Regions from separate parts of the Homo sapiens genome. Here region 2 is linked to region 1. Evidence: read pairs that join two places in POLR2A ChIA-PET (ENCODE). Cell type or tissue: CD4-positive, alpha-beta T cell. All regions are shown on one strand. Each heading gives the region's core, and the rest is flanking DNA. Links, peaks and the distances in the headings are about the cores only.

Region 1 (5,386 bases), core at 258-5,257:
CTTCAGGAGGCCGAGGCGAGTGGATCACATGGTCAGGAGATCGAGACCATCCTGGCTAACACGGTGAAACCCTGTCTGTACTAAAAATACAAAAAATTAGCCAGGCGTGGTAGCACACGCCTGTAGTCCCAGCTATTCGGGAGGCTGAGGCAGGAGAATCGCTTGAACCCAGGAGGTGGAGGTTGCAGTGAGCCGAGATCGCACCACTGTACTCCAGCCCGGGTGACAGAGTGAGATTCTGCCTCCAACAAAACAAAAAAACAAACAAAAAAATTTGAGGTTTAGATAGGGAAAAATTAATAATTATGTTTGGCTACTTTTTTGGAAGGGAATGGGGGTCTCATTTTATTGCCGAGGCTGACTTTGAACTCCTGTGGTCAAATGATCCTCCTATCTCAGCTTCCAAAGTAGCTGGGACTACAGGTGTACACCATCACACCCGGCTACTTTTAACTTCTAACCTAACTTAATTTTTCCTGGCTTTTCTGCTACATGTTTATTTTACATAAGTTGGTGTCTAATTAGAAATTTATTGTCCTGTGATTAGAAATACAATTCTGGGAGTAATGGTGCTGACTGTCTTGGAATTGCTGTCCGGACACAAAATCAAATCTGCCTGCCTAAGAACAGACCTAGGAAAAGAACTGATTCCCATATTCCACACCTATAGCAGCAGACAGGTGATCACTCCCATATGTCATTCAAGCAATGGAAAACGTGGTGAGGAGTCCAATAATTCAATGGGGAGATAGAGAATTAATTAAAAAACATCCTTTATCGTTCAGAATTTGGGTAATAATGGGCCAATGCACTGTGATCAATGCTCTTCCGTAATATTTTGCACCTTCCTTTCTAGCGGAGCCATCTAATTAGAGAAGCCATTTAATTCTGTGTTTCACCTGAAGCTTTGGGTGTCAATAAATGCTTTGCTATCCCATGTAATAATAAGTGCCATAATTATTATTATTTACTTCCTAGATGCCGGGTATACACAGACCAGTACATTTACGGCCTACTCCAGATAGTGTCTTTGTATTAGTTTTACATTTGTTACTGATGGCAAGTCAATCTTTATTTAAAACAAAAAATATGAACAAAGACGTACGAGGAGTATCTTTAATGACCATTTTGAAGAATTCATTTACAGAGAAGAAGTTCAAAAGTCTCGTTTAATTACAAAGATCAAAGTAGGTCAATTTTGCAGGCCAAGTCATGCCAGCAAGCCTCCTGCTCAGACGAAACATAATTTCAAAATTCAAAATTTGTATTTCAAGTGTACCAGATAAGATGGCTTTTTATTCTTTTTAAAAGCTTGATATTTGGAGGTTGGTCCAAAATGGCTTACTAGAAGCAGCTAGTGTGTAGCGATCTCATGAAGAGGAAACATAATGGTGAGTAAATACTAGCTCTTCAAGGGAATCATCTGAGACCGTGTCAGGATTTACCAAGGAAGCAAGGCACCCACAGAGAACAGAAAGGACTGAAGCTGGGCAGCCACCCGCCCAGGACTAGTGCGCACCAGTGAGAAACTCCCTACCATGGGGAAAAGGTGAGTGAGGGAGAGTGCCCGGGAGATTCACACTTCCAACAGGGACCTTTGCAACCCTGGGCATGGCAGAATCCCCCTAACTCCAGCCCCGGGCCTCTAGACCGACACAGAGAGCTGCTGGGAGTCTTTGCAGAGGTGCTGCTCAAGCCCACATGGAGCCCCACAGGTCCTGGATCCCTGAGCAGCCCAGTTCAGTGCAATAATCCTGCTAGAGGCTGCAGCCACAGTGTCGTCAGAAGGCTGTGCTCCTCCTCCACAGGCAAAGTTCCCATCAGGGCTTCCAGCACAGCAACTCCGCCCCAGCCTGAACTCTTCAGACAGGCACAGCTCTGCCCTTCTCTTGGAACTACTCAGTTTGTAAACCATGTGACTCACCCCACCCACCCTCACTGCTCTAAGCCAGGCAAGCCTCAGCTTGGGCTTCCAGTGCAGGGACCTTGTCCCCACCTGAACACCGTGGTGGATCGTGGCTCTGCTTTCATCAGGGGAAAACTCCTAGTGGTAACAGAATATGCTTGGCATCTTTGCATGCCTGCAGCTGTGAAGTTCAGCATTATTTGGGTGGGAGGGAAGTGCAAGTGTGCCGTGTGCCCAACAGCTGCCAGTCTCCGTTGCCCCAGCTGAGGGGTCCTGCCCTCTCCAGTGAAAGGCTCACAGCACAGCTCTCTTGTCCCCATTGAACAGTTCACCTATGGCCCAGAGCCCTTATGAAAACCCAACTCTGACACGCCTGTAATGTTCCCTCAGGCTCTCGCCACTGAAGCATTCTACCTACCCTGCCTAAGAGTTTGCCTGGTGACCTAGGGACCAGCCCACTCCATCACAGCCAGCACCTGAATTCTGGGCTACCCTGACTCCGGTCCTGCCCCTTAGGAGTCACACATGCTGTCCAGTAGGCCATCTAGGGGCTTGGGAGCTGGGGAACTACCTACCCTGTTCCAACTTTTCCGGCACCTGACCACTTCCCCCAGGGCCTAAGCTCAGGCCGATCCAACCAGCTGACAACACCATGACCAACACCCACTGACATGGGCCCCAAAGTGGCACCACCACAACAAATACGTACATGCACAAGCCCACAGGTGGTGTCTCCTGTTTACAGGAAGCAGCAGTACTGCCACATCAGAGAACAGGTGAGCCTTAAAGCTGTCTGTATCAGGTTGAGTGACAAGGTTATGACCTGAAACTGCTCCCATGGAGAGTTGCAAAACAAGTGTTCCCCCGTGGCTGTCAACCACATTGCAGTCTGGAGATAGACTAGAGTGTGCATCTGAACTAGGAGTCATGAGCCCTGAAACAGGGGTGTGATAAGGAAACAAATCACATTTCTGCTTATTTAGGAGAAAGAGCCAGTACAGCCCCCTCACCTCCCTGCAGAGACCTCAACACACTTCACCAGGGGCTCCTCCCAGCCACCCCTATTACTACTGGTGCCTGCACTCATCATTGGGATATTCGTGGGCAAGCCAGGGCCCCCAGATCTGCTCAGTGGTGTCCCACCAACCCTGCAGAAGAGGACCGGACAGCCCACTGTAGAGACCTTGCATGATTTCTGAAAATTATGTATGAAATTATTATTTTTGCTCCTTTAATAATAAGTTGTTTTCCGCCTGTAGCTTTTTTGAAATTTTCTGTTTATATGATTTAATTTGAACATAATACAGGTAGGCTTAAATGTTTTGGTCTTTAATTTGATTGGTGTTTTCTGAGCTTACTTGATCTGTTTGTTATTTAGATTTGATATACTTGTTATTAATTTTGGGAAAGTCATTCTGGCTTCAAATATATATATTTTTCCATTTCTTCATCTCTTTCTTCTCTCTCAATCTTTCCACTCTTCATATGTTACAATTTTTTAATTTTCCTACAGTTTTTAGATACTCCATTCTATTTTTTTCTTATTTTTTTCTCTTCGTTGTTTAGTGTGAGAAATTTCTATTGGGTTCTTCAAGCTTAGTAATTCTTTTTGTTGTTGTTGTCTCCAGTCTGTTGCTGAGTCTATCAAATGCATTTTTATTTCTGTTATTTACTTTTTAAAAATTTCTATTTTCTTTTCAATTATAGAGGTTTCACTTTTCTGCTAAGTTACAATTTGTTTCTGCACATTTTCAAACATTTTTCATTACAGCCTTTATTGTATTAATTATAGTCATTTAAAACTTTTAGTATACTAATTCCAACATTGCTATCATTATATGAGTCTAGTTCTGAGGCCTGTCTTTCAAGCTGCGTTTTTTTTCTCCCTTAGTGTGCCTCGTAACTTTGTGTTGCAAACCAGATGTGGTGTACTGTGTAAAGGGAGCTGAAGTAAATAGACCTTAAAAGTGAAGCCTTATGTTATATCTGACTAGAGGTTAAGCTGTATTTAGTGTTTCCTATTGTCAGAGGTGTGAATAAAAAGTGACCGAGGCGGGTCTCAATCAATAGGGGTTTATTTAACCAAGATTGAGAGCGCGCATGGGAAATAATTCAAGTCGCAGGAGCGTTTTTGACCCATACTTTTGCTAAAAGGGATATTGGCCACTTCTGTTTTTAAAGAGGAAAAGGCATGCAGGAGCAGAAAAAAGGAGATGAAGGGTGGGCAGGGAGACAGATAGTTGCATTCTTATGAGACTCTGGTTAGCCTCAGTAAGTCTACACTTTGTATGTAAAAAGGGGAGTAGAGGAAAAGGTCAATTATGCATTATCTCTTGCTCAGTAAATCTGCATTTTACATAAGATAAAGTAAACAAGTGAAAAGAGGAAATAGAGAAAATGAGATTATGATACAGGGTTGTAAAATTGCAGATATCTGTTTGGGAACAAAAGGAAATCACCATAGGTGACTCAGTTTCTAAGCTTTTAACTTTCCCTTTGGCTAAGTGAGTTTGGGGTCCTGAGATTCTATTATCTTTCATATTTCCCCCTATGCTTCAAAATCCTTGGAAGAAAACATCACTTAAAAAGTGAGTCTCTGGTTATTTTTCATTAATTCCCTTGTTGTTGATGATTTATTACTTGAAAGTTAGTTCCCACATATTTAGGAAGGCTCATTACCAAGAAGTTGTAAAGTCTTGCGTCCAGTAGAGAAAAATGGTGACAAAAAAAGAAAGAAAAAGAAGGGAAAAAACAAGGCCAAATTATATTATAGCAACAAACAGAAAGTAATCCTGGAAACTGATTCTATACCACCACCTTCTCAATCCAAGCAGTTATTTAGGCAATCATTATTTTAACTCTTTTAGTTGCACATTGACTCTGTTGTATGTCTGGAGCAGTCTATATATTAGTTTCTTTTAGTCTTAGAAGCATTTTCTAATTTCAGCAGCAACCTTATAGATTTTTGTGGACTGTAGTTTTAATCAGGTGTTTAAAAGAATTTTTTGAGGAATCCATGCATCAGTAGGCAGGCACACAAGTGTTGGATATCTCTGTCTGTCTATCTATCTATCTATCTATCATCTATCTATCTATCTATCTATCTATATCTATGTAGCCAGCGGGGTAGCTAGCTATAATTTTACAATATTTTTTTCTCTCTAGGTCCCCGATTTCTACAAAAGACAAATCATAGTGGGACAAATTTATTTGCAAAACAAGTTTAAGAAGATTTATACTTGACCAATGATTTGCATAAAGTGCTACAGGAATAATTATTGGCTATATAGGCTCTTTTAACTTGGCTTTGCTGGAAATTTCTTAAATAATGAATTTCAGTTTAGACTTGTTAAATGCCTCTTCAGCTTAGCCAAGCCAGTGATTTTTCTGTACCTGCAGATGTCCACGAACTGGGGACATTTCTCCCATCTCAAGTTACCAAAATTACCTGGGTTTCTTGACTCTGTCAAAAAGTGACAT
Region 2 (5,386 bases), core at 167-5,166, 200 kb before region 1:
TCTTGGGTCCCTCTGGAAAAGTTTTCAGAAACATGTATTTCAGGGAAAAATTATTATCATTCTTTTAAAAAATCCCTTATTTTCCAAAGTGCTCTTTCAGTTTTTTTTTTGTTTTTTTTTTTTTTTTTTGAGACGGAGTCTCGCTCTGTTGCCCAGGCTGGAGGCAGTGGTGCCATTTCGGCTCACTGCAACCTCTGCCTCCTGGGTTAAAGTGATTCTCCTGCCTCAGCCTCCCGAGTAGCTGGGACTACAGGTGCATGCTAATTTTTTTTTTTTTTAACTTTAAGTTCTGTGGTACATGTGCAGAATGTGCAGTTTTGCTGCATAGGTATACACGTGCCATGGTGGTTTGCGGCACCCATCAACCCATCACCTACATTAGGTATTTCTCCTAATGTTATCCCTCCCCTAGCCCCCCGCCCCACGACAGGCCTCGGTGTGTGATGTTCCCCTCCCTATGTCCATGTGTTCTCCTTGTACAACTCCCACTTATGAGTGAGAACATGTGGTGTTTGGTTTTCTGTTCTTGTGATAGTTTGCTGAGAATGATGGTTTCCAGCTTCATCCATGTCCCTGCAAAGGACATGAACTCATCCTTTGTATTTTTAGTAGAGACAGAGTTTCACCATGTTGGCCAGGATGGTCTCAATCTCTTGACCTCATGATCCGCTCGCCTTGGCCTCCCAAAGTGCTGGGATTACAGGCATGAGCCACTGCGCCCGGCCGCTGTCATTTCCTTTTTTAAAGTGTTTTTCTTCTTGCAGCCTATCTTTATCTCGTAGATACTGCTGGTGTCTGGTGATGGATGAGGTGGAGCCAGATAGTTGGGACTTTTCTGCTGAGTTCTCTTTCTTCAGCCTGCCTGTCTGTGACTGGTGGTTTGTGTCTTGGGATCCACCCCTGTGGAGCTGAATCGTGGTGCTTTCCTTAACGATGTCTCTTGCCGATGCCAGGTGTTCCCTCTTAGTCCAGCATACCTGGCTCAGGACTTGGGCCTTCTGAGCTCTTTAATAGCACAGCCGTACTCAGATCCCTGGAGTCCCTGGCCCTGACTCCTGCAGTTAGGAGCTCCATGCTGTCCTCTCTCCAGAGCTTCAGCTATCCTGTTGGATTCTTTCCTTTATATGATTGTCCCTATTCTTTGATAACTTGAAGCATTATTAATTTTCTACCTTTTTAACTAAGCTTTTCACTGTAAAATAAAACAAAGGAACAGAAAACTATACAAAACTGGCTCAGTGTGGTGGCTTGAGCCTGTAATCCCAACACTTTGGGAGGCTGAGGATTACCTGAGGCCAGTAGTTTGAGACCAGCTGAGTAACACAGTGAGACCCTGCCTCTAAAAAATAGGAATAAAATAATTAGCTGGGGCATAGTGGCATGTACCTGTAGTTTCATCTACTTGAGAGGCTGAGAGTATCACTTGAGCCCAGGAGGTGAAGGCTGCAGTGAGCTATGATCACGCCACTGAACTACAGCCTGGGCAACACGGGATGACCCTGTCTCAAAAAAAAAAAAAAAAAAAAAAAAAAAAAAAAAAAAGGAAAACGACACAAATGTGCATAGGTTAATTTATGATTCTGTGGCAAGCACCCTTGTAAATATCACCCCGGTCATAAGAAAGAACATTGGCAGATACTGTAGAAGCCCCATTCATGTGCCCCGTCCTGGTCATATCCCTTCTATCTTGCTGTGTACCCACTATGTTAACTTTTATAGCAATTGTTTTCTTGCATTTCTGTGTAGTTCTTTCTCTAAGATATGTATCCCTAGACACTATAGGTTCTGCCAACTTGTATAGTTGGATCTTTTAAAGGCTTTTAATGTACAGTGCTCTCCTCCATTCCTTTATGCTGCTGTATTGTTCTTTACAATTTACCTGTTGAAAAAGCTAGGGCATTGGACCTGTCGAGTTTGTCAAAGTTTGGACATTTGTGATTGCTTACTTATGGTGCAGCTGAATATTTTCCTGTGTTCTCTGTATTTCCCGCAGCTAGATGTAGAGGCTTGACCAGATTTAGAGTCAATTTGTTGGCAACATGAGGCAGTGTTGAGTTCTCTCCTCAGGAGCCATAATGGTAACTGAGTTGTACTCATTTTGTGATGTTAGCAGCTGCCTAGATCTGTTAATTCACTGGAAGTTGCAAAATGGTGATATTCTGACTCTATCATGTTGTTCGCATTTATTAGCTGCAATAATGTTACTAGGCGTCACTTCTCATCTACTCTGTGTTGCCCAGTGATGTAATTCCTGTGGGAAAGGCAGGATAGAAGCTTAATTCTTTAGTTTTATTTACTAGTCTTCAAGATAATGGATTGATTTCTTATAATCCTCAGAAAGGGACCAATTAATTTTTAAAAATTTAATCACAAACTCCTGATTTTAAATAAATACGTTTCAATCCATTGCAGTTCTTATCATTATTGAACTTCAGTTTGTCCCATCATGGTCAGTGAGAGTCTCTTCCTATTGGATTTTGAGTCCTTTTGACACAGAGCAGTCATTGATGGTTTTCTTGATATCTTCTATAAGATCTTTGATGTTATCTTGTACATATTCTAGCTCCAGGCTAGAAACTGACCATTTCTCCAAAATTCATTGGGGTATTTCACTGGGAAATGATATTTCAAGAACATAATCTTGGTGCTAGGGATGTTCATTGCCATTGGGTAGCCATTGTTTCCAGGAAATTGTGGGGGAAAGAGCTGGAAATTTTTTTTTTTTTTCTTTGAGATGGAGTCTTGCTCTGTCATCCAGGCTGGAGTGCAGTGGCCTGATCTCGGCTCACTGCAAGCTCCGCCTCCCGGGTTCACGCCATTCTCCTGCCTCAGCCTCCCGAGTAGCTGGGACTACAGGCATCTGCCACCACACACAGCTAATTTTTTTTTTTGTAGTTTTAGTAGAGACGGGATTTCACCATGTTAGCCAGGATGGTCTTGATCTCCTGACCTTGTGATCTGCCTGCCTCAGCCTCCCAGAGTGCTAGGATTACAGGCGTGAGCCACCACGCCTGGCCTAAGGGCTGGAAATTTTTTTAAGGCGACGTAGTTTATGAGTTTACAGTAATACTTGTCTCTATGTGAAATTTTAATCTCCCTTTCCAACACCAAGGATCCGCATTCTCCAGAACACTGGGAAGGCTAGAATTAAAATATTGCATAATTCCTCATTTGTTTTATCTTGCACCACACACATAACTGTCTCAAAATAATGATACAAATGCTACCATCACCACCAAAATGGTTACCAAAAACAGTTCAGAAAATTTTTTAACTCTGTTGTCTTCAATCTTTCCCCATTTTTCATGGTTGTGCTGTTTTTCACATGGTCTGAGTGTATAGCCATTGCATGTTATGCTCTCTTCCTTTTAACTCCCGGTTAGTTTTTGTGTGCAAGTCATATATTTAATGCTCAACACCAGCCTTAGGTCTGTGTCTCTCTAGTCAATCATTCTGGTTTTCTGTAACTCATTGTCTGGCAGACGCCTTCTGAAGGGCTCTTGGGAAAAAACATTCCCTGGCTTCTTACATCTTTAAGTTTGTGCTCTTTGTGCTTGAAGGCCAATTTCGCTCAATATAAAGAACTTGGACACGGGTTCCTTCCTTGGGTATCTTAAATCAGCGGTCCCCAACCATTTTGACACCAGGGACTGATTTTGTAGAAGACAATTTTTCCATGAATGGGGTGGGGCGGGAGGGATGGTTTCTGAATGAAACTGTTCCACTTCACATAATCAGGCATTAGAGCCTCACAGGGAACGTGCAACCTAGATCCCTCGCATGCACAGTTCACACCAGGGTTTGTGCTCCTGTGGGAATCTAATGCCGCCGCTGATCTGACAGAGGGCAGAGCTCAGGCAGTAATGCTGGCTCGCTTGTCGCTCATCTTCTGCTGTGTGGCCCGGTTCCTAACAGGCCACGGACCAGTACTGGTCCACTGTGCAGGGGTTGCGGACCCTGTCTTAAATATATTACTCCATTTTCTACTGGAAAAAAAAGCCTCGCTGTTCAAGTCTGATAATGATGTAAATTTATTTAAGTTATGTGTCACTTTCTATTTTTGCCTGTAAACCCACAGGATTCTTTTCCTTTAAAGTTCAGACATTTTAGTAGATAACATCTTCATGTCAGTTTTCTGGGTCAGTGGTCTCAGGGATGTTAGTTGCTCTTTCCATATGTCATTTCAAATCCCTATTTTGCAAAATTTTCTTGAATTATAGTTTTTGGTACTTGTTGCCCTGGTTGGGTTTTCTTTCAGGGATTTCTATTGTCAACACGTTCAATGTTCTTTGCTCATTTAAATACTTGTCGCTTTCTTTCAAATACTTTTTGTATCTTCAACTTTTTTTAATTTTAAATTTTCTTCCTTTTTGTACCTTTTATTTTTCTTGTTATTTTTAATGTGTTCTCTCTCATATTTTTTCTAGTTTACTCTTTATTTCTGAGATTATTTTTCTTATTTCTCATTGTCTTGAATTCTGCGTTGTGATTTCTGAGTATTTCAGTTTCTGATTTGTGTTGTATTTTAATGTTGTATGTCATTTCTATGAGTATTTTTTAGCTCTCTTCGAAACAGAAAATTACAGTTTTCAAGTGATTTATAAAAATGTATCTTCTGGCATGCTTTTCTTGTCTGTGGAGATGTTACTCTGCTCTTTCTTCTTTCATTTCTTATAATAAATTTGAGTCAGATTCAAGCATGATCCTTTTCCATTGTTCATTTTCACATAAAGTTAGTTTTCCTGAAGCATTAGAAGTAGTTGTGTTGAGTAGCATTTTAATCTTACTGACCTCACTGTTGTGTTGTTTTCATGTAGATTTTACAAGATTATGAGTCTGCTGGAGATTCTCTTCCCTTTGTTTCTCTTGTCCCTGCCCTGCTTAGCTTGGATTCTACTTGCAGTGTGAGGGCCCTGCCTAGAAGGGAACCCGGTGTCAGCTCCAAAGGCGTGTGGGGGCCAGAGAGCTCCCCCTGCCCCTTCAGACTGGCGGGGATGTCTGTTGAGTTCAATGAGACTCCTCTCAATTTCCACTGCTATTCTCACATGGGCCCACTATGCTTTCCAGCACAAGCCTATTGGCTGTTTCCAGGTTCTTCTGTTTTTGGGTCTGCCAGAATCCCTGATGTTTCCCCTGCTTCCTCCCACACAGACACTGATCCTGCAAGGCTTGCAGGTTGCTCTTCACCTGATTTTGCTGTGAATCTGCTGCATGTGTGGTTTTACTAACTGCTCATTCTGTCTGTGTTTCTGTGGAGATGTGGGGACCTTTGGAAACTGTGACACTGCTGTGGCGGCTCCCTCCCCAGATCTTACTGGAACATTACTGAACGGTGATCATGCATGAATTTAATGAACACAGTCACAGAGACTTGATAAAATGGGTC

What was found. Peaks named below come from ENCODE experiments on the same cell type or tissue, not always from the same donor. Only the 100,000 strongest peaks of a DNase experiment are listed, where the experiment ranks them.
Region 2: POLR2A ChIA-PET joins it to region 1 with 7 read pairs; 2 of 35 experiments call an interaction of 5 or more read pairs at or near these places.

The regions. Positions count from the first base shown.
Region 1 is chrX:8,985,162-8,990,547 of GRCh38, reverse strand. No RefSeq gene overlaps it. Among named protein-coding and RNA genes, the nearest start is that of FAM9B, 46 kb to the left of the region's middle. In CD4-positive, alpha-beta T cell, for the core only: no CTCF peak of the experiment used is centred there; a DNase peak (open chromatin) is centred at 2,677.
Region 2 is chrX:9,189,657-9,195,042 of GRCh38, reverse strand. No RefSeq gene overlaps it. Among named protein-coding and RNA genes, the nearest start is that of FAM9B, 160 kb to the right of the region's middle. RefSeq lists a silencer at 508-762. In CD4-positive, alpha-beta T cell, for the core only: no CTCF peak of the experiment used is centred there; no DNase peak of the experiment used is centred there.